3 separate regions of the Mus musculus genome follow, and regions 2 and 3 are each linked to region 1. A link is a loop called in an ENCODE intact Hi-C map of the cell type or tissue named here. Cell type or tissue: left cerebral cortex. All regions are shown on one strand.

Region 1 (8,000 bases):
TCATCTGGTTTTGTTTGGTCTTGCTTGCCCTGACTGGTACAGCTACCATCTATGTGGTAATTTATGGCCCAGGTAGCCTTTATGGTTATAGACATTTAAACAAAGACGATGAGATTTTGTATTAAGGTGGCAGAAAACTTTAAAATGATGTGACTCACATGTTGAGCAAATATTGACTTAAAGTTTACCATGTTCCAAACACACTTGCAGAGGCTTGAAATGTACCAGGGACTAAAACAGGCAGAGCTTCCCTCCGCAAAAGAGACTAGCTCATTGACTTTTGAGTCTAGTGACATCCAGTAGCAATGCTGTGTCTGTAGACCTCGAAGTCCTTGTCATTTCTTTCCCCATTCATTCTCTTTCCAATTTTCTCTCTTCTTCAGACTTCTTGCTCCTAATATGCCAGCCCATAGAACAGAAACTCAAGAGAGAGTTGGCTACAACTTTCTGCACACACTCCCTCATTTTCTTTGTTGCTTTAAGATTCTCAAGACGAAAAAGCATTATCCCGCCTTGATAAAAAATCGAATGCTTCCTTGCTCCTAGGTGACAAGCGTTCTCTTTACACTCCAGGCTCTGGGTGTGAACCATACAACCATATCTTTCCCCTTCCCACATTTGTTACACAACCCCAAGTCTCTTAAATGTCCTCCATTTTAGTACTCCATGGCCACGTGCAAAAACTTAGAGCAACACACAGCCTTGATTAGCAAGCCCAGCTCAGGGAATAGAATTTTAGATGTGTTGACACACTGGTCTCCAGGAAAAGCACACACTCTATGTTCTTAGAACAGTACATTATCTCTGATTCAAATCTCACCCATTTCTCCATATCTTGGATATCAAATGTAAGAGAGGACTTGAAAAAGAAAAAGATAATTATGTAATAGGACTGCCATTACTTGTTTGTGAGAACAGGGCCTGGGGATTCCTCACTGGCATGCAAAGTGATTATGAACTATGGTTGAGAAGAAGCTGAAGGAGACATATTTGGATGCCAGGGGTGGAAGGAGACGAGGAACAACACAGGTGTTTAATTTTATTCTGTTTTGCAGTTTCTGGGTTTTCATTTTGCCATTTATTTTCTGACAATATTTATTTATCATAGTCTCTAACCTAACATGGGTAAAATTTTCCCATTTTGAACTCCTACAGAAAGCCTCCACTCACAGTGCCTCTGGCACACTAAATGTGAAGGGCTGCTAGCTGAGTTGGGGAAAACTTATAACACTAAATATATGATATAACATTAAATATAGCTCTGTAAGTCAGTTAGAAAACGTCATTTGTTCTTATATTGTGACCGTCTAGTAATTAAGCCTTGTTGTCATTCAAAAAATCATTGAACTTGGTCTATGGATGGGTAAGGTGTGGGGTTGTAGTATTTTTGGCAAATTTTAATTAAGGGAAAGCACGTTTAGACAGTCAATAAATGTGGGAAATGTGAATCTTTCTGAGCTGTTTTCAGACGTGACTCATCTAGTCTTTCTTCTGTTTTTAAGAAGTCAGGCTTCACTAGCTCTTAGCAGAGATGCTAAGTGGTCCAGGCACATGATAGACCATTGTGAGTAGAGAGGGGATAAAGGGTTGTGCCCCCTGTGGGGAGGGGGCAAGTCAGATTTTCAAGCTAAACAGAAATTTGCTGCAGTAATTACCCTTTATCATTAATGACAGGCAATTGCCATAGCAACTGGCTGCCACCTGTCTCTCACATACCAGCTCTATCTGCTCTGAAGCAAAACAAGAGATACTACAAAGTCAATTGTGGAACCACAAGCCTGAAGAATGAAGAAAAAGCTATGTTGATATTAATAACTTAGCTAGAGGCATGCACGGTTCATTGCAAAGTATTAAACAACAACAAAACAGAACCTGGTATGTTAAAAAAAAATGAACAGAGCCAAAGTGAGGGAGGGCCATGGTGAGAGAAAGAGGTTTAGAGTTGGAGAGCACGGTTTGAATCTAAGCTTCTCTGCCGATGGGTTGAGTGGCTCTGGGTAAATGATGTAAACTTGCATAAGCATCAAAGGGTCAAACTCAGAGACTTTTCGGGAGAATTCCAATGAGATAATAATGTCTGTAAAGCAGTCATCCCTAGCTGAGCTCGCTGTCAGTGGCAGCTGTAGCACATGCCAAGGGCGGTGCATGCTGATGCTGACAGCACATAGGATCACTGCTCAGGGGATCCAGGCCCCTCTAAGCTCTCCCCTGCACTTTGTATGTATGTAGGCACAGGCACAGAGTCATCAGACAGCTTGAGTCTATCATCTTGCCGTTCTCCACAGTAGCAATGCATTCTCAGTATCACAGTTCAGCAGGTCATTTAGTCTTCTTAATGACACGATACAGACAAACCTCAGTGACAGCTAAAATTAGTTTTCCTTTGAGTCTCTTTGATTATGTCTCTAACCCTTTGAGCACTCCTTTTACCCCCTAAGTCCTGGTATTGTACAGGGGCCAATTAGAGATGTTAACCATCCTACCCACAGTACCAGCATTCTTTGGCATTGGGGTGGTGAAGATGTACTAATTTTGACCCATCTGCTAAAGAAAGTCCCTAATAACTTGACCATATATGTATGCATGTATACACACACACACACACACACACACACACACACACACACACACATACACACACACATTTATATGTTAATAAGAGCACTAAAGCTGGGTTAACATTGAACCACATTGTCAGTGTGCAGTTTAAAATTCATATACATTTCTCCAAAGTTAATCATTGTCTGATTTCCCTCTAGTCATAGTCAGCCTAGGCCCACATGCCCCTTGGCACGCCCTTTCTGCTGACCAGCACATTTGAGTCTTTTAGTCTGTCTTCTCTTAGCTTGTGGATCTCCGGCTTTCTGTCTAACTTTAGTATTTAGGGGTTCGGGCCTCATCCTCATTCTTTGAATGCTGTGGCAGCCCACTAGCTGGTCTCTGTTATTTGTGCGCTATACTTCCTCAGCACGACTTTATAGGATGCTAACGTAATCACGTTGCAGTCCTTAAAAAGGAATGTTCAGTGCATATTCTAACTATGCTGGTAAGCCTCCACCATCTACTTCTGTTCCTCTTCCAGTCACATGGGCCATTGCTGTGGCTTTCCCTGGGGGATACCAGCCCACATCATGCCAGTCCATTCTTGACTTTGCTCAGGCTTGCTTCTAGCAAAGTACCTTCGTGGTTTTTTTTTTTTTTTTTTGTCTGTTTCGAGACAGGGTTTCTCTGTGTAGCCCTGGCTGTCTTGGAACTCACTTTGTAGACCAGGCTGGCCTCGAACTCAGAAATCCGCCTGCCTCTGCCTTCCGGGTGCTGGGATTAAAGGTGTGCACCACCATGCCCAGCGTACCTTTGGTTCTTGCTTACTCTCAACTCCCACCCAGCTGTTATCTCTCATTTAAGGATCGACTGCTCCTCCTTTTACTAGAAATTCTAACTACACCCAGTGTAAGATGCTTTACACTGCTCATAGCTCTGTGATTTAAAATACACTTCCTTCTTCCTTCTTAGAATGCTTGAGTCTGTGGTAAGGTCTAGGCCCATCATTTCTCATGTCTTTAGGCTCCACTAACACAGCAATAAATGCAAAGCACACATTTGTCATGTGTCTGAACAACGTAGTACTTTAAAAACTGCTGCAGTGAAAGACCCTCTCTGCAACTGTGCTCTTGCTCCGTCCTGGGTTGTCACACAGAAGCCATGGACGTGTCGATGTATGGCATCCAGCCGTGAAGTGCAAGTCCTCTCAGAGCTCTCATTGTTACACAAGCGGCATGCAAAAACAGCTGTATGGTTACAAACCAGGCTATAAGGTTATATACTGGGAATTTCCATACTTAGTGGGAAAGATCATCAAAACATACAAAGTGAGGAAGAGAAAATGTTTAATATGAATGGTCGTTTCTTGTAGGTGGAAGTGTTACAGTTTTCGTATGTGTGTGTGTGTGCATGTGTGTTCATTCTAAATGCTTTATGAAGATTCTGCATTATACAATCAACATTTTTATAGTAGTTGCCATAAGTGTGAAGTAATTTTTCAAGAAGGCAAGAAATCTCTTCTTTGCTTGCCTATATTCTCATGGTTCCAGCAGCCTCCTTTGCTGTGGTATCTGAACATTTCTGGCTGCAAGTCACCATTTATTGCCACTAGATGTCACCAAACTACTTGCAATATTAGTGTAGATGCCCTGTGCATATTCAAACAGTTAAAAATATTTAAACACCATTATTCAGTGTTCTTTGGTGTCACACAAAGCATTCAGAATTTGAAGAATTAGTAAGAAAAGGCACATTACATAATGTTCTGCTTCTTATGTAACAGGTGAGGGCTACATGAATCCCTTGGTTTTATGTAATTCATATTTTACTGACTTCTTAATATGATTGGGAGGGGAAAATTGACACGAGAGTCTTGTTTAAATGTAGGATTATTTCCAGTTGATTCCAAGCACTTTTTTTTACATAATATATAGCAAAAACAGAGGCCAGCACCCCAAAACTCCTTCCTGAGAAGTGTTTTCCTTGAGCTGAACGCAGCTTCCGCCACAGCATCTGTAGCTCTTGGGATAATGAATCAAAACATAGCACTGGGATTCTTTCTGGAACATGTTAATTATTACAAAGCAGTTTAAAATTCATTTGGTGCTTCAGGAAGCAAAACCAATAACCTCTTCTCGAGGAACTGAAGAAGGCATCTCTTTAGCAAAGGGCAACTGAGAGCCATGTCTTTAAACGTTTGAACCTATTTACTGGGTAGGTTCAAAACCGGTCTTTTTTTCTGATTGGCTCTGTTAACAGCTAAAGTGAAGGGTTTAAGGCAGCTTGTTTCCAATCATTTTTGTTGAGAACGAAAATGAGAAGCCAATCAAAAGGCGTTTAAGTTAGGCAGTGGGTTTTGGGAAAGAAGTCTGTGCATTCCCTCCTGCTACTTCTCTCTACTGTGGAGTTCAGTGTTGAAATCATGGCATGTTATCCACCTTAAGCTTCACCATGGGAAAAGGGGCCAACACACAATAGCCTTTTAAGCAAAAATATAACTGAACCGGCCTGGTTGTTTTCTAGAGGTTTTCAATTGTTACCCATTATAAATCGCACATGTTAAGTCTTATCCACAGTATTGAGGATTTTTGACTATTGTCTAATTATAAGCATTCTATATCACTTTTATTTATTATGACATATTCTCTGCACGAAATTAAAAGGCAATAAGGATCATTAAGTCTAACTAAGTTTATTTACAGGGAAAAAAGCTACCATTAACAATAAGGAGGAAACTAAACCAACCCAGCAGCCCACACATCTCAGTTTATGAGACATTTTTAAAAGAGATCGTGGTACCGATCATTATATTTCAGATGCTACCAACCCAAAGCAAATAAGTCTACACGTCACCGGGGATTTTTAACTTCCACTAGTCTGACTCTAGTGAGGTTAGTATAACAAATGCCATCTTTACTTTATTTTGTGCAGAAACTATGAATTTTAAGCACTAGGAAAATAAGTATCATGAAAAACAGAATAGCCTCATCACGATGGGGCTCCAGGTTCTGTACTCGTTTATCAGGTACAACTTGACACTTGTGTGGATTGTGCTCCGAGCCCTGTTTCATTTGCTACTCATGTGCCATTGTACCACACAGAGAGGTCAGATCTTCTTGCAATATTGTAATATGGAATTGCAATTTGGTTTTTCTGTCCTAGGTGTCTCCTGAAAATTTCTTTACTTAAACCTTTCGTATGAAATATTCATCCGAGCTGCTCTGATATGGTGACAATCCTCAACTGTAAAGTGGAGGAGCCATTTTTGGACGTGTCTCTTCAGATGCTCAGATTTGCTTCTCTCTAGTACTTAAGAAATGAATAGCCTCCATCAGCTACGTATAAGGCCTGATAAGCTCACCCTGTGACACACTTTGTACTGTTATTATTCGGTGTCTTCCTTTCATATGTCCACCAAACGCCTCTAGTTTAGCTCCAAAGCACAGTGCATTTCCTCTGTTATTTTCATATTCACCCTCTCACTGATGCAGCTGATTGCTGCCACTGAAGTAGACAAGAGTTCTACTGGTAGGCTCTCATCCATGAAATTGCAGAGTCTAAGACTAGCTTTACATATTTTGAAATTAAAGTGTGTGTGTGTGTGTGTGTGTGTGTGTGTGTGTGTGTGTGTACATGAGAAAATGTGCTGTGTGAGAGTGTGTGAGAGAGTGTATATGTGTGTGTATGTGTGTGAGAGAGAGTGTGTGTGAGTGTATGTGTACATGTGTGAGTTTGTGTGAGAGTGTGCCTGTGTGTGTGTGTCTCAATTACTTTAAAGACATTTTGCTAATTTGCTGCAATCTTTTGCATCCTGTGTTTTAATGAATGTTCCAGGGAAGAGTTGTAGTGAGAGGTTGGTTTCTCGAAATGAGAGGCATCGGCATTCACAGAATTTGGTCAAAAAGAAGTCCAGCACTAAATTGCATGTTGCTTTGGGTGTCAGCCATGAAAATTTGCTCAGCTCACTGCTGAAGGATATTGAAACACATTTCTCGCCGACATGGCGTCATCTGTGGTGTGGATGGAGCCTTCATGCTGACAAACACTGCGTGAGTGGCTGCTGGAGCCAGTAGGCACTCCTGATGATTAACTACAAAAAATGCTTTTGACTCTGGCTGCTGACAGGAGTGACAGTGCTTTGGCCAGACCGGCCTCCTTCTGGACACCAAAGCGTGTTCCCGTCTTGGTTTTACCATCTGGTTCCAATACAAGCCAGGGACGATGAGGAGAAGAGTCTGTTAGAGAGGCAGCAATAGACTAATTCTTTTGGCAGTTTCATCTTTCTCTGATCAATTAAAAAGAAATGTACATAGGCCAGCGGAACAAAGCAACAGCTTCTGCAGTTTTGGTTTGGCAAAGGTCTTTTGAGCGTTTTCTGAATGCAAGGGGTCTGCATGGGTCACCGTATGCTTCATTATGGTAAAGGTGGGTAAATAGTGAGCTTCTGCAATGGAACTGAAGCTTACCCATGGTGCTGCAAGAATACCAGTGTTGCATTTTATATGACTCACTTCCTTCTAGGCAGCTCTAAATATATTCAGTCGGTGTAAGAATACTTAGCCCCGAGGATACTAAAAGCAGCAGAAATAATTCAAACTCGATATCCTTATTTGAAGTGTGTGTGACCAAAGGTATTTTAGATTTTACATTATAAAAGTTTGAGAGATGTCTAGAGTCATGAGGTACCTTGGGAATGGGACTCAAAACTATTTGCTGGTCTGGTGCTGGAGAGATGGATCAGGGGTTAAGAGCACATGCTGCTTGTGGGGTTTGAATGAAGATGGCCCCTGTAAGCTTATGTATTTTAACTCTTAGTTCCTTTGGATGGAACTGCTTGAGAAGGATTAGGAGGCGTGGCCTTGTTGGAGGAAGGTGTGTCCCTGGGCTTGGGCTTCAAGGTTTTGAAAATCCATTCATTTGCCGGTTAATCCTTTCTTTCCTCTCACATTCGGAGAAGGATGTAAGCTCTTCACCCTTCAGCACCATACCTGTTTACTGCCATGCTCCCTGCCATGATGGTACAGACTCATCCTCTGGAAGTGTAAGCTCCAATACAACTCTTTCATAAATTGCCTTGGTTATAGTGTTTTGTCACAGCAATGAAAAGTAACTAAAACATTGCTCTTCAGAGGACCTGAGTTCAGTTCCTGGCACCCAGACAGGGAAGCTCACAACTGCCTATAACTCCAGTCCTAGGGGATCTGACACCCTTTTCTGGCCTGCATGGACACTGCACATATTATGGTATACATACAAAGGAGGCAGGTTCTTATACACATAAAACAAACAAACAAACAAACAAACAAACAAACAAGTCACCGATGCTTCATATCCTCTCTGCACACATAGCCTGAAGGTAACCCCATGATACAGTTCTAATTTTTTTTGAGACAGTCTTGCAGGCTTGGAACTCACATAGATCAGGCTAGCCAGGAACAGAGTTCTGCCTGCCTTTGGCC
Region 2 (8,000 bases), 190 kb after region 1:
TTTTGTACATATGTATCTCTGTGTGTGTATGTGTGTGTGTGTGTGCATATTTTCAACTTAAAATGTCATCTAATTGTTTGACCAAAGGTACTCTGTTTCCACTTGGAAACCAATCCTATTCTTGGACTCTGTAAACACAATACATCCAGAATTATAGATTATTTAATGTGGTACTGGATTTTAGCTCAAACCTAAAGCTTAAAGATTTAATTTTCTGTTGGCCTTAATGAAATAACCAACGCATGAGCTCCCTGTGGGGGGATATGAAAAGTAGTGTCTAGAGACCCACTAAAACATTTGCAGACCTCCTTGGTTTTCTGTTTCTAATGTGATGAAAATTTGTACAAATAACAAAGAAAGAATGTCATGGTAACGAAAACATTTCCTATACATGTATTTTAGAGGGATGCGAAATCAAAGGTCTTCAAAGAATTACTAGGGCTCTTTCTAGGAGGTTATTGACAAATATGTAGTTTGTCTCTGGAGTTTGTGCCTCTTTCACAGATTGGTGTATTTGTGATCCCACCGGCAGAATAAGTGTCTGTAATTCATTTCTCCTTGTTAACTAGTGTGCCTTTGTGTGGAGGATGATTGGCAGCAAACTCGGCTGAGTCCCAACGGATGAGCTTGTTAGCAAAACCCTAGCGTCCCATCTCTAATAAAGCTTATCAGCGGTACATTTTGTCCTATCTATTAGCCTCTCTGTTTCTTTTTTTGTGAAAAGCTGAGTGTCCCTTTGAAGCAATGACAAATAAGCCCCTGAACTGAAGTGCTAGGCTGCCTTACGGACAGCTGGATAGTAAATGTCACACCGTGGAGAGAATGCCTATTATCAGAGCGAGCCATTTGTTCCCAGCCTTTCAGTATCTTAATGTAATACAAAATTGCTAAATCAAGCCCCATGTCTGTGACAGAACATAATTAATGAGAAAGCAGGAGCCAATTCAACACTCTTTATTGGGACCTAATTGGCTCAGGCAACAGAGTTGTCACTCAACAAGAGACTTCCTTTAAAGCAATTTTGTTCTTGGTTGTATTACAGAGCCTATTAAATTGTCCCCTCCTTGATCACACAAAGAAGTATCTGCATGCAATAATTAGCTTTTCCAGGGGGAATTTTTTTTAACTCATGCAATACCGGATCGTTTTTTAAACTGTCTGCAAAAGCCCTGCTTGTGGCCAGGGGATGAGCTGCACGCTGAGCAGAGCCACAGGCTGCTTTCCATTCTGCACAGCACCAGGAATCTCTGCTGCAGAAAGCTGAAAGGGAGCCCAAGCCAGAGAGAGACGTGCTCAGAGGTGGAGGATGGGAGAGGGATGAGGTGGTGGGCCCAGGAAATCACTTTGATGGGTAATCGTAGCTCACTTCACAATCTGCTCTTAAAAGGAACACAGTAGAATACTTATTTGTATATATTTAAAATTTGTGGGTTTTTTTTTTCCTTCTATAGCCAATTTACTCTGTAATCAAAATTAGCCGAGTGATGGCAGGAGGTGGAGCTTCAGTGCACATGAAAGCCTGAAGGGTCTCCGGTATATTAATGCACTTGGCTGTATTTTGGAGATTCTTGGGGGCACAGTTTAAAAGTCAGCACAAACATTTAATGCTGTGTGGTTATTTATTGCAATCTAAAAATGTACTCTGGAGATTTATGGCCTTCCCTCCCCCTCATTTAATAAATCTCAAGATAAATGTATTCTGGGTATGCACACCATTGTTTTAAAACTGTTTTCTCGCTGTCACAACACCACAGACTTCAAATAAGTCTGTGCCTTGTCTTGATGGGTTTTAGGCAGCGTGACATGCAGTGAGTGAAGGCCACAGAGAACAGCCCTTAAGGTTTACACAGGCATTCGCTGAGATCTGGGCAGAAAGGATCCAAGCCAGGGGTACAGCAGACGGAAAGTTGCAGGAAACACATATTAAAACATACAGATTAGGCAACCACAAGTATGAATTTGAAAAAAACAAACCCTGCAACAGTTGATATTAGAAATTATTAAAGGTTGATTTAAATGGCAATACTGTGAGCAGCCTAAATCAAAGGCACATGTATGGACCCTTTCTTGAAATGGCTGTCAATTTCTCCCTTCTGTGCCTTCAGAAACAGCAAAGACTGCAGTGAGCATGGCAACAGCATTTGGCTGGATTTAGAGAGCTGTTAGTTGCCCCAATGAGGAGATGCCAGCTATTAGGACAGGGAGAAGACAAACCTCTCAAACAGGAGAGGAGAGAGGCTCCCACCGAGCTGCAGGGTGCAGAGAAATCCCAAGATCTGCCCCAGTCACTGCTGCAGCAGGCTGGCGTGGTGCCGTGGTCCTCGGACTTATTGCTGTTTGCCGGCATCTTAAGCTGTCTCAGTTGCCATAACTGACTTCCGTCACATAGAAAGAACTTTTCTAGCTTCTCAGCCTCCCTCGAACCCACCCTTACAGACGGAGCAGAAGCGGACTCATGGATGCACTCTGTTTGAAAAATATTCGTTATTAGTCCATAAAGCAGGAACAAATAAAACTAACAGTAAAATGTATTAGTCAATAATGTCCTTTCCCAGGTGACTCTTGAACCTCACGGAGGCGCATTCTCAACGAAGATTTATTAGTCTGGTCGGGAATGCACCATGATAGCAAGAGCTGCCAGAATCTAATTTGCTTTAATTAATCATTTGCTTCATAACACGGCGATTCTCCCCCCTCCCCCTCCCTCCTTTTAACTGTCTAGATTATTTTAAAACATTAGATATTGCTCTGTGGATGGCTGATGAAACTGAAATTGAATGCTGTAAAAGTTAGATTAAAAATTCATTTAACAGTATAAACATTTCAGAGTGCAGGATGTTGTCGATTAGGTCAAGTGCGTATGGAGCAATAAAACAGTCGTCGAGCTGAGAGAAAATACATTGTCAGAGGGCACTCAAACAGCTGAATTTAGTCTAATTTAAATGTTATAGGAGACTTAAAAAAAAAAAAAACGCTAGCTAGGAATCCAGTTATAATTACTCTGTATTTGAGTAACACCGACGGCTAGGAAGTCGGAACCACATCCAGGCACATTTATTAGTGTCATGGTACAAACAAGCTTTAGTTTGGATAGGAATGAGCCATGGCCTCGGTGGAGAATAGAGGCTGAGTTAAAGGCCATAGTGCCTACCCCTCTTAGGAGAATGGACTGTCTCGGATTTCCAGGAGAGCCAAGACATCAGATATTTATCAGGGCAGCACCAGGCAGGAGTGTTTTCTCCTCCGCCCTCTGGGCTGGCCTGGGCAGATGCCAGCTGCACAGGGTGGGAGTGAGCGCTGCTGTAAGTGGAGGCTCCGTCCTTCTCGCCACAAGGAGGCGCTCGCGGACACCTCGCTGACTGAGCCGTACAGGCTTAAAGCCGGATGGAGCTCTGAAAGCTTCCAAGGACCTGAAAGGGGAACACTGTAGTTGCCTGTTGCTGAATGGAATGCTTTTGTGTGCTCAGCTCTTGGGAGCTGGGATGGGGAAAACATGTGTCTGATTTAGGAACCAAACAAAATGTGTGTGCTTAGAGATCTTGCAGTTTATTTCATAACACTATAAAGGGAAATACCACTGTAATTTAGCAGTGGGATGAGCCTGAAGCACAAGGACTGTGTGCTTGCCACTACAATTAAGCACCCTATACTATGCTGTCCGTACACATGGTACCTCATCCCTCGTATCAGTTCCAGTGTGACATGGAGTGTCCTTACTATAGTGGAATTTATATCACTCCCAGCCTCAGAAGGCTTGACTATCCTGTAAAAATACGTGTTAAAATCGGTGCCTCAGATGATCTAGTGGGGGCTATTTGTTGTAAAATATTTTGTAGTTTGGTTACTGGCCAACTTTTAATAAGCATATACGAAATTAAATAAGTATTTTACAAAGAAGCAGACATGTGTGTGGGTGCTGAACTTTTTTTTTTTTCTTCTTCCTTAAGTGGGTTTTCTGTCTGCTTTTAGAATCAGTTCTAGAACCTCATAAGAAAATTATTGTTATAGTGTTACAGTCCCACCCTCTCCCCCCTTTTTTTTGGTAAAGTCAAATATAAATAACATTCTCTGGGACAGCGTATTTGATACCCAATTCATTACAATTTAATGAAGTCAAGGTGTTGTTGGTGAATCACAGATTCATTGACAATCTTCAGAGAAGGTCCAAATGGCTGTAGGCAAGGCCTGTGTGCCGTTCCTCGCCGTTATTCTGGGTTGAACTTGAATACCTCCTGTTCTACTCCACGACTTCATCAGAAATGCATTTCAGTGGAGTTGTCGAGCAAAATATAACTCTAGGAGAATTGTAAACTAAGAGTGGGGACATCTCAGTTTCTACCCACAAGGAAGTTTCAGGAAGAGTGAACTGTCTAACTTTGAATTTTGGAAGGAAGCCTTGCTAGCTGCCACCTCAGCCAGGATGGAAAGCCTTATAAACTCATGGGTAGCAGCCAGTATTTGTCGTTTTCCTTCAGTTTCCCAATAAGTCAGCAACGTGCATCCTCACAAGAGACTCACAGCAAGTCTTGTGCTAAGAAGCAGAATCAGAGGGAATTGGATGTTCTTGAAGTTTTGCCGTTCAAATCAAAGTGAGCAGAAAGAAATGTGCCGTCGTCGTCATTCCCTGGGCTTGGAATTTCTTAACATTCGCGATGGGGATGGGGTTGAGTAACACCTGAGTCCCACGGGGAGGACTGTAATCAAGGAAGCTCTGAGCAGTGTTAGAGGGTCTTTACCTCCCCTCCATCCCTCTGCAATATGCACTTGCAGAATTGGCTAAATGAGCCACCATACTCTGGTCAATATGAATAGGCTTGTAAGAGGCTCAGTTTGATTTAATGGCCACCCATGGACTTCCACACGAGGAAGGGAATGCCATGCTCAGACTGAATAAAGCTGTAAGAATTCAACCACTCCATTTGGCATTGTAGCTGTATTTTAATGTCCTCTTCAGAATTCTCAGTTATAGTAACATCTCTGCAATCAGGCTAGCATAAAAAGGCCTGTTTGTAATAAATCGGTCAGCCTCTTATGTGCCTCTCTTTCCTGATGCGAATAGTGAATGACGGGATTGTTGCATGTAAACTAGGCAGGAAGATTTTCGGTATGGCTAGTTGTATCTCTTCATTTGTATAAGTGATTTATTTAAGATCTTATTTCTGTTTTCAGTCTTTGTTTTCACGTTATCTCCTAATTGTCCCAGGGATGGGGAGACAAACAGATTCTGCCCATGAAGTGTAGGTCTGTGGGAGATGTTTAAGCGAGATGCAGTTTACAAAGAGGTCAGGAAATGAAAACAAGATTGTTCTGCCTTCTGTCATCCTTTCTTTCAGGAGACTGATGTGAGGGTTGTGAGCTGTCATGTCCTGGCCAGGACGTGGTGGCAGAGGCGGAAGGGTGGAATTGGTTTCTATGAATATTCTAAGGTGGAATACTCACACTGCCTTCTTAGTACATAATGGTCACCCAGTGCAAAGGGCCCTAGACCTTTGGAATCATTCAAAGTTTTCATTAGAGAACCAGCGGTCTGTTCAACTTGCTCTGGTGGAGCTCGGCGTTGAAATTGCATATTATAGGCTGTGCTGCTGTAAATAAAGGGCATTTTGTTATGCCCACACTCAGCTGCCTTTCCTACTGTGATTTCTTTCCCAGCCCCTGCTGTGACCTATTGTCAAAAACAAGGCTTTATTGGTGAGCTTCTTTTCATAGGAGCTCGATGTCTGTCCAGAAGACAAAAACACCAGTTAGGTAGAAAGAGGACAACATCTTTTAGGGACAGAATGACTCAAAATCTTAACTACAGACTTTCAGATAATTCATAAATGTCAACAGACAAGAAGTGGGCAGCTGGGGCACCCTGTCTTGAAGGTGACACACCAGCCATTTCCTTGAAGGTGACAAACATGCCAGCCATTTCTTGGATGCTTAAACAGAAAAGGACCAAATGTGGTCTCTGGATTGATTTTGTAGAGACCCTTTCTTGCCAAGCTCAGGGTTTTTTGTTTTTTTTGTTTTTTTGTTTTTTGTTTTTCCCAGTGAAAATCAGCTCTTAGGCAACATTTACACCTTTATTTGTTTTGGAGGATTCTACAAGGGTGGCTAAGATCAAAAATATCAGTGAGATTATTTAAACAAAAAAATAGTCACCTAATTTCCCCCTCATTTCTCAGTGCTTCTTCTCACAAACCTACTCCTGAAATACAGGTATGGCCAAGCTGTCATGTAGAGAAGGACACTGCCCGCTAAAATGCTCTTCTTCTTTGTTGGTTATTGGCCTGAAAACATTGTGTTCTAGTACTGAGACTTTCAACAAATGTTCATGAAGACAACCACAATATACAACTTTACCCTAATCCACAGTGGCTGTTTTACATGCTATTTATATTTTGAAAGTAGGAAATAGTGTCTCAGTAGCTTAAATATTTTTCTAAATACTGTATGCAGATAAATTAATCCCAGGCCCTATTCTGTAAAGAATGGTGCGATGAATGACTAGTGTTTTCCAAAACAACAGAAGATCTTACTCCAAAGACATTCAGATGGGTTACTGAATTCTACTGATAGACAAACCTTATTTTCTCATTCTACTATCAATGGAAGGTGCTGCTGTATACTTCTAGCAGTTGAGTTTTCCCAGAGCTGAAATGTATTTGTAAGGACTCTATACTGCCTAGGAGAATTTGGCATGCTTGGTTTTAGAAAGCTATGTTGAATACAGAATATAGACTTTAGAATCTACCTTTTCTTCTTTGGATTTATAAGACTTCTTTATTAGAAGTCTAAGACTTTTCTATTGACTTGTGAAGTAAGCAAGGGCTAGGAAATTAAATACGGGTTAGAGGTATGGCTTAATTATTCAACATGTGCTTAACACATGGAAGACCTAGGTTTTGATATCAGGATAGAAGGAAGGAAGGAAGGAAGGAAGGGGATTTTGACCAACATATCTAGCTTCTGTACCTTAGAGAACACATACATACCCACACATGTTTATACTTACAAAGAAAGCAAAGCAAATGGCAGTTGACTTGAGTTTTATTCAATAAAAGACCCATTTTTAATTGTAATGTTCATAGGATTGTAAGGCTGCAGTGATACCTGAGAGAGGCCCGAGAATATGTTTGTAGCACATTACTTGGACTGCATGATAATTGAGATCCATTGTGGCTGAACACTTTATGAGTTTGTTTAATTTGTCACAGTAAATAAAGCTTTTATGATGCAAGTTAATTAGCTCTCTTGTGTTACTGCACATCAAATGTAATTAACAACAAACTGCCAGTGTGGGGTTGCCCTTATGGAACATGGTAACAGGGAAAAACTTAACTGGGTTGGATTAACTGAAAGATACACTGTTGACTCAATCATCCTTTTGCCTGCTTTAGATAGATCAGAATCTGGGTGGGGGTGGGGAGGAATACCAGGTCTCAAAAAAAAAAAAAAATCAGCTGTTTAATAAGGTTTCAAAAAAATCTAATGTATTATGACAGACTCACATTTGCTACCACATTAAGTAAAATTTCTACCACTGTTCGGAGATCTCTTCCTCCTCCTTGGCTGGCATTGCCTGTGTGCCAAGCTCAGCTTGCATCTTTCATTTCCAGTCATTTACCTTTATTTTGCTTTGACACATCTTCTCTAGTATGATAAGTGCTGCTATGGCGGAGGCGGAAGGAGTGCTATTGAGTAATGACTAGGAGGGAATGTGTCCGAATGGGCAGGAGATTATGGAAGGAGGTGTGTTAAGAAGGCCAGGTTTCCAGTTCCATCATGGCCGTCTCATTGAGTTGATAGTTTGAGAAAAGAAAACGCTCTGTATTATTTTCTCTTATTTTTTTTTCCCTAGGAAGAATTAAGAAAATGACATCCATAATGATATATACTCATTTTTGATCATGTGATCAGAGGAAAAGAAGTCAGAACAGACCCTTAAAAGGCCATTTTTAAATACTCCAAGTGTCTGCTACTTAGGTTGTAAATACTGGGAGCAAACATCAACA
Region 3 (8,000 bases), 130 kb after region 1:
AAGGTGCTCCCCACCCACCCACTCCCATCTTCCCATCCTGGCATTTCCCTACACTGGGGCATCTTACACCATCAAGCCCAAGGGACGCTCCTCCCACTGATGTCCAACAAGGCCATCCTCTGCCACATATGTGGCTGGAGCCATGGGTCCCTCCATGTGTACTCTTTGGTTGGTGGTCCAGTCCCTGGGAGCTCCGTGGGGTCTGGTTAGTTGACACTGTTGCTTTTTCCATGGGGCTGCAAAACCCCTCAGCTCCTTCAATCCCTTCTCCAACTCTTCCATCGGGGATCCGATGCTCAGTTCAATGGTTGGCTGCGAGCATCCACCTCTGTATTTGTCAGGTTTTGGCAGTATAAACAAACTATTAGCAGTTAAAAAACAAAATACTGACCATTGACTATAAGTGTGCTCCATGTATCTTGAATATTTATAGCAATATTACATGGGTAGGTATTTATATTTTTATCTTCATTTTAAAAACTAAAATAAAAAAAATGTCCTAGTGTCATGGCTGTGAAGGGCTGGTGTCTTCAGTGCCCCTGATGTTGCTATAGACAATTGATAGTTTCCTTAGAGCTCACATGGAGAGTCAACTTGGATGGGAAGAGAGGTGTCAAAACTCTTCCCCAATGCTGGTAGCAATCCTGCTGGAGTCTGTGTTTGTTCCAGGTTGGGTTTGCTAAAAGAGCTAGGGTGAAGCCTTCATCTTTAGCCTAAGATAAAAACAAGATGCAGACATTCAAGCCTGTTTGATTTGATGGGAAACTTATCAAACAGTGCCATCCAACGAGGATATTTTCTTGTCTTCTTTCAAAATCAAGTTGGGAATTTCAGTTATTATTTAAAATTTTTTTTCACAAATATAGTTTTTTTCCCCATAGAACACAGATGCTCTTAACTTCTAGCAGTCACCATCTGCACCTCAATTTACATTTCCCAAAACACTGCTGACATCTGTTTAAATGCCAATCTCTTCCCAACGCAGTTGGATTTTAGCTCAAAAGTGATATCCGATACTGTTTTGGAATTTCAAATTTATACTAATTTTCATCAGAATGCTCAATAGCTGCAGGTACACAGGCTCTCTGGGTCCCCTAGAGAAGTTTTCTTTAGGAGAAAAACCTGGAGGCACATACTGAGAGAGAGAGAGAGCTGTGGTTTCTGAGGGAATGTGGGTCAAGTTCACCATCTATGAGAAAAGGATAGACTGGGGTGCTCTGGGGTGCTCTGGGCAATGTCCGAAGGACTCAGACATCATTGAAGGGAGATCCAGATTCGCCTTCTGGTTAATCTTCTTCCCGTCCATTGACAGTTGACTTTCTCCAATGAGTAGGCTTATGAGGACAGAAACAGAATCCACCTGGGGTGGTGACCATGTGGGAATGCAGCCGAGATCTGGTTGATTATCAGGACTCACTGAATAACACCCTTTTTAAAAAAAATACTGGGTTAGAAAAGAAATGCATGGAGATTCTGCCCCGAAATGCTGGTTGTTCCTTCAAAATCAGCACTGAAATAAAACACACACTGAATTTAATAACATTGAATTGTTTTTTTTTTAATTTTAAAATCTCATAGTTACTTTAACATCAGGGGAATATTATTTTAAAATTATTAAGAATATCAAATACTTATCTACTGAGGGTAAATCCGATCTGTAAAAAAATTAAAAAGTCATCTGAAATGTTGTATGCTATACAATGGGTTTAGGGGAACAGTTTTCTTTGCATGGTTCACAAACTAGTTCTGAAATGGCGCTTTCAAAAGGTGAGTTGAAATGCTTTTTAAATAATGAAGGCTGCAATGGACAAGATATGTTAGCTTTCAGGAAGAATTCTACGAGTATTTGGGATTGTTTGTATTTTAGAACCATCTAGAACTGGGATTTAGATCTGCCTTCGTGTATTTCAAGATGGAGGACGTGAAATACTTGGCTGTACTGTGTGTTAGTTATCTCCCTCCTGTTAGAGGGAGATGATTACCTTACCTACCGTGTGGGAACATCCAAGAGGATGACACACGTCAGGTACTTTTCCCATACTCAGGAGCGGAAAGCACCCAGTAGAGCAATGATGCTTTCAATGTAGACACACAGATCATGGGGTGAAGTGCTTAGGTTGTGCCGCTGTAACAAACTCCCCGAGACTGAGTTTTCGTAGAAACTGGAAATTTATTTCTCATAGTTCCGGAAGCTGGATGTGTTTAAAGAAGTGACTGCCTCTGAGCATGGCCACATCACATCTGATTTCTCTGGTTTCTAGGTTGCAGACCTTGTGTAGTGAAAGTCCTCTTTTCTTCTTGTATCTCTGGATACATTTTACAGGATTCTATAAGTTATCAATATCATACCTCAGTCAACTCCAGGGTTCTAGAGATCCTTGTTTCTGTCTATAGAAAGTCTGCCTCCTCTGTAAACTGAGACCCTTAAAGATTAACTTACAAAATACTCCATTCATTCATTCATTCATTCATTCATTCATTCGAAGGTAGAGTCAGAGTCTCATTTTGTAGCGCAGGTTGGCCTGGTTCTCACTTTTAAGCTCAGGCTGGCCTATACTCACATTTCCCCTGCCTTAACTTCTTGAACTCTAGAATTATAGATATAACACTGACATGACTAAATTTCTAAATGCAAAGACAAACTGTAGTGGAATTAGTATGTTACGCCCCTCCTTGTGTGTAGTATTAAGGTCTGTAAGGAATGCTTCTAGCAACAGCAAAGCAGTCCTTGCAGCAACATCTCTCTCTCTCCCCGGAGAAGTGATTTTCATATTTTCTTTTCATTTTGTTTGGCAAAAATGCCTCAGCTAAAACGAGATGTCTGACTCATTTCTACAGCCAAATATTTCTGAAATAAAAGTTTGGGGTTTTAAAAATAAAAAATAAAAAAGTTAAAACCCAGCTCATTTCTATAATAGGCTTATAACTTGCTGATTTCCAACCAAAATGTTTAGGAATAAAGTTGTAGTTAAACAAGTACTGGGGGAAAAAACACACCCAGTAGACTCTTTTCTTCAAATTGAATTTTGCAAGAGATGATTTAAAAGAGAAGCTGACAACAGCAGGGCTCTCTCGTGGTTACAGAAGGAAGAGGAGGTCCGCCCTTCCTCCTCATTATTCCTTCCTTCTATTTCCGGCTTCCCTTCAGAATTCCAACACTGCCTCAGAAGCCAGAGAGCTCCCCCGACAGAAACTCCTCTGGCTCCTCAGGCGGCCCCAGAGCTCCCTGACTTCCCAGATTGCTTGCTCCTTGAGGGAAAGAATGGGAAGAGGCAAGGAGCGAGCATTTTCTGCATAGAGCATTAACCCCGTCAGCTTGAGTCAGCAGGACACAGACAAGTCCATCTGCTGACAGCTCAGCCTTTTGCGCCCTGCCCAGCGTTCAGCCGAGCTTCTGGGTGTAGACAAGCTCCGTTTGTTGATGGTAATGTTCTTCTGCTCGACTAAACACATCTCCTCCACTGACTTTCAAATAGAGGGGACACGTCCATGGTCTTTAAAAGTAGCAGTGTCCCTGTTTGCTACATCGGCTAGGCCAGTCTTTTCCTTTGTCAATGTGAAATGTCAAAGCAGGGATGGCTTGGAAACGCCAATGCTCTGAGAAAGCACACACAGGCTTTCTGTCGAGTCTCTTCTAGTTCGGAAAGGCAGTTGAGCCCTCAGTAAATTGCCCTTGGTGAGGAAGCATATGGAGAGGTGTCGCCTTGGCCTGGCCTCTTCCTCATTCTCTGTAAGGTGTTGGTGTAGCTACGGCAGGGATGCCCTCTGTGTCTGGTCCTTTGATTGCCATAAGGGTTTTAGAACTCATTCAGTTCGAGACGAAATACTGTGTCGTAATCACTCTGGGCCCCAAGATGGAAACTGATCGGGAGTAGTGATCACTCAGAGGCACAACAGCCATCAAACTCTGGAAGCAGTGAAAGAAAGGTGAAGGATCCAAAAACCAAAAAAGAGCTTCCTGTGTCAAATGTCACATAATAAAGAAGACCAGAGGGCTATAAAGGGAAAACACCTGTGCAGAAGCCCCCGAGTGACTAACACAGATCTGCCTGGAACGCTTCAGTCATGGACATCAGTGTCTCGAGGGATTACTCACTGTGGCAAAATAAAAAAAAAAAGTTTCAAAAATACCCGTGTAATCATTCTCACCATATAAAGTGAATTAACTTAGTCTCAGGAAGATACACACTGTGTTTTCCATCATGTGTGGGTCCTATATCTTATCTTGCCACATATGTACAGATGAGGTGCAGTTAGAAACAAAACTATCTTGGAAACAAAGGGGACAACCGGGAGGGGTGAGAATGCCAAAGAGGGGGAGATGCTGGTGTGTTAGAGTTCTCTAGAGGCATACCGCTAATAGGATGGCTTTATTAAAAACACACTAGATTGGCTTGCTCAATGGTCTGGCTAGTTCAACGATGACTGCCTCATGCTGGACAGGCTGAGAACCTGGTACTGCAGTCTGTGAGGCTAGATGCCTTAGTAGTTCCAATCTGGTGCCGAAGGGCTGGAGGATTCCAGGAGGTATGAGGTCTTTGGTCGGTATTGGAAGCCCGGAGAGGCTGTTCCTAAATCAGTGAAGGAGTGTAGCAACAACAGGATAGATGAGCCTTAGCAGGAGTGAATGCAAATAAGCAGAAAGCAGTTTCTGCCCTCCACCTTCTTTTTTATCTGGTCTGCCACCTGAAGGTGTCGCCCACATTCAAAGTGGGTGGTCTCACTTTATATGATTTGATTAGAAACATCTCTTAATCATCTACTATTCAATACCACTAGCTATTGGCATTCTTTGGAGACTCATTTTAGGTGTGCTTTCTCTTCTCTTTTCTTTTTTCTTTTTTTAAACAGGGTTTCTCTGGAACTCACTTTGTAGATCAGGGTACCCTCGGACTCAGAGATCCACCTGTCTCTGCTTCGCAAGTTCTGGGAGTAAAAGCACGTGCCACAACCATCTGGTTTATGTGCTCTTTCTAAGGGACACTGTGTACAGCACAGATCCCCAGGGATCCCCCAAAAGAAAGAAAGACACGACATGATGCTACGACCCCAACACTGGGGTAGGGGTCATGGGTGACTGTGGCTACATGTTTCTTGGCTGTATCTTTAGTTAAAATACTAAACCTCTCTTCTGAAGCACTGGCTTGTCACGGCTATGCAAATTCCAGTATTTTCTCAAATGTCAGCGTTGAAAGGCCTGAGAGTTTTTGTTTGCTTGTTATAAATTTTAGTCATAGATTAATAAATGAATTTCTAGAAAAACTTGAATTTAAAAAAAATTATTAGATATTTTCTTTATTTACATTTCAAATGCTATCCCAAAAATTCCCTATACCCTCCCCCACCCTGCTCCCCTACCCACTCACTCCCACTTCTTGGCCCTGGTGTTCCCCTGTACTGGGGCATATAAAGTTTGCAAGATGAAGGGGCCTCTCTTCCCAGTGATGGCTGACTAGGCCATCTTCTGCTATATATGCAGCTAGAGACACCAGCTCTTGGAAGTACTGGCTAGTTCATATTGTTGTTCCACCTATAGGATTGCAGACCCCTTAAGCTCCTTGGGTACTTTTTCTAGCTCCTCCATTGGGGGCCCTGTGTTCCATCCTATAGATGACTGTGAGCATCCACTTCCGTGTTTGCCAGGCACTGGCATAGCCTCACAGGAGACAGCTATATCAGGGTCCTGTCAGCAAAATCTTGCTGGCATATGCAATAGTGTCTATGTTTGGTGGCTGATTATAGGGTGGACTCCCGGATGGGGTAGTCTCTGGATAGTCCATCCTTTAGTCTTAGCTCCAAACTTTGTCTCTGTAACTCCTTCCATGGGTATTTTATTCCCTATTCTAGGGAGAAATGAAGTATCCACATGTTGGTCTTCCTTCTTCTTGATTTTCTTATGTTTAGGAAATTTTATCTTGGGTATTCTAGGTTTCTGGGCTAATATCCACTTATCAGTGAGTGCATATCAATGTTGTTCGTCCTCCAAGCCGGTGGCGACACAAACGACACAGACACCAAGTTGGATTCATGGAGCAACTTTTTCTTTTACAGCTCTCTTCCCCAGCAGCTTCTTCTTAGGGCAAGGGCTAAACTACTCCTATTCTACTTCTGGCTTCTACCTAGGGCAAGGGCTAAACAGCAATTCACCTCACTACTCGCGCCTACTCCTCTCCTTCTAGCTCCACCCACCTCATCCATTCAGAATTCACACACGCTCCAGGCATGAGCTTAGGTTGTTCACAGATAGGCTGACAGGTCTGGATGACGAGGAACTAACTGTCCAGCCTGGCAGGCAGCCCACACATGCAGCCTCACTGCGCATGCTCGGGCAAGGCAGTAAACAAGTGGGTTTCACAGGGCCTGCAACCACACCTGCTTCCCACATATCAAGTGACTTCTTTTGTGATTGGGTTACCTCACTCAGGATGATATCCTCCAGATACATCCATTTGCCTAAGAATTTCATAAATTCATTGTTTTTAATAGCTCAGTAGTACTCCATTATGTAAATGTACCACATTTTCTGTATCCATTCCTCTGTTGAGGGACATCTGGGTTCTTTCCAGCTTCTGGCTATTATAAATAGGGCTGCTATGAACATAGTGAAGTATGTGTCCTTCTTACCAGTTGGGACATCTTCTGGGTATATGCCCAGGAGAGGTATTGCTGGATCTGCCGGTAGTACTATGTCCAGTTTTCTGAGGAACCACCAGACTGATTTCCAGAGTGGTTGTACAAACTTGCAATCCCACCAGCAATGGAGGAGTGTTCCTCTTTCTCCACATCCTCACCAGAATCTGCTGTCACCTGAATTTTTGAACCTAGCCATTCTGACTGGTGTGAGGTGAAATCTCAGGGTTGTTTTGATTTGCATTTCCCTGATGATTAAGGACGTTGAACATTTTTTTCAAGTGCTTCTCAGCCCTTTGATATTCCTCAGTTGAGAATTCTTTGTTTAGCTCTGTACCCCATTTTTAAAATATATTTTTAATTAGGTATTTTCTTCATTTACATTTCAAATGCTATCCAAAAGTCCCCCATACCCTTCCCCGCCCCACTCCCGTACCCACCCACTCCCACATCTTGGCCCTGGCGTTCTGGGGCATATAAAGTTTGCAAGATGAAGGGGCCTCTCTTCCCAATGATGGTCTTCTGCTACATATGCAGCTAGAGACACGAGCTCCGGGGGGTACTGGTTAGTTCATATTGTTGTCCCACCTACAGGGTTGCAGACCCCTTTAGCTCCTTGGGTACTTTCTCTAGCTCCTCCATTAAGGGCCCTGTGTTCCATCCAATAGCTGACTGTGAGCATCCACTTCTGTGTTTGCCAGGCCCCTGCATAGCCTCACCAGAGACAGCTATATCAGGGTCCTTTCAGCAAAATCTTGCTAGTGTATGCAATGGAGTCAGCGTTTGGAGGCTGATTATGGGCTGGATCCCGGGTATGGCGGTCTCTAGATGGCCTATCCTTTCATCTCAGCTCCAAACTTTGTCTCTGTAACTCCCTCCGTGGGTGTTTTGTTCCCAATTCTAAGAAGGGGCAAAGTGTCCACACTTTGGTCTTCCTTCTTCTTGAGTTTCATGTGTTTTGCAACTTGTAACTTGGGTATTCTAAGTTTCTGGGTTAATATAGCCATTTATCAGTGAGTACATATCATGTGAGTTCTTTTGTGATTGGGTTACCTCACTCAGGATGATGCCCTCCAGGTCCATCCTTTTGCCTAGGAATTTCATAAATTCATTCTTTTTAATAGCAGAGTAGTATTTCATTGTGTAAATGTACCACATTTTCTGTATCCATTCCTCTGTTGAGGGACATCTGGGTTGTTTCCAGCTTCTGGCTATTATAAATAAGGCTGCTATAAAAATAGTGGAGCATGTGTCCTTATTACCAGTTGGAACATCTTCTGGATATATGCCCAAGAGAGTGTACCCCATTTTTAATGGGGTTATTTGAATTTTTTGGTGTTCAGCTTCATGAGCTCTTTGTATATATTGAA

Evidence for each region. Peaks named below come from ENCODE experiments on the same cell type or tissue, not always from the same donor. Only the 100,000 strongest peaks of a DNase experiment are listed, where the experiment ranks them.
Region 2: it touches region 1 in a loop (3-fold over the local background); 8 of 42 quality-filtered maps call a loop at or near these places.
Region 3: it touches region 1 in a loop (3-fold over the local background); 4 of 42 quality-filtered maps call a loop at or near these places.

Annotation. Positions count from the first base shown.
Region 1 is chr12:51,184,584-51,192,583 of GRCm38, reverse strand. No RefSeq gene overlaps it. Among named protein-coding and RNA genes, the nearest start is that of Gm34745, 32 kb to the right of the region's middle. In left cerebral cortex, a CTCF peak has its summit at 4,146 (motif pointing right); DNase peaks (open chromatin) are centred at 4,562, 4,703, 6,647, 7,009 and 4 more places; H3K27ac peaks cover 3,825 bases.
Region 2 is chr12:50,995,146-51,003,145 of GRCm38, reverse strand. All of the region lies in intron 2 of Gm40421 (a long non-coding RNA gene), which reads left to right. Among named protein-coding and RNA genes, the nearest start is that of Gm40421, 5.8 kb to the left of the region's middle. In left cerebral cortex, a CTCF peak has its summit at 3,328 (motif pointing right); DNase peaks (open chromatin) are centred at 3,339, 3,713, 4,402, 4,635 and 4 more places; H3K27ac peaks cover 1,925 bases.
Region 3 is chr12:51,054,024-51,062,023 of GRCm38, reverse strand. All of the region lies in intron 4 of 1700008C04Rik (RIKEN cDNA 1700008C04 gene), which reads right to left. Among named protein-coding and RNA genes, the nearest start is that of 1700008C04Rik, 53 kb to the right of the region's middle. In left cerebral cortex, no CTCF peak of the experiment used is centred here; DNase peaks (open chromatin) are centred at 839, 2,807 and 3,156; H3K27ac peaks cover 2,101 bases.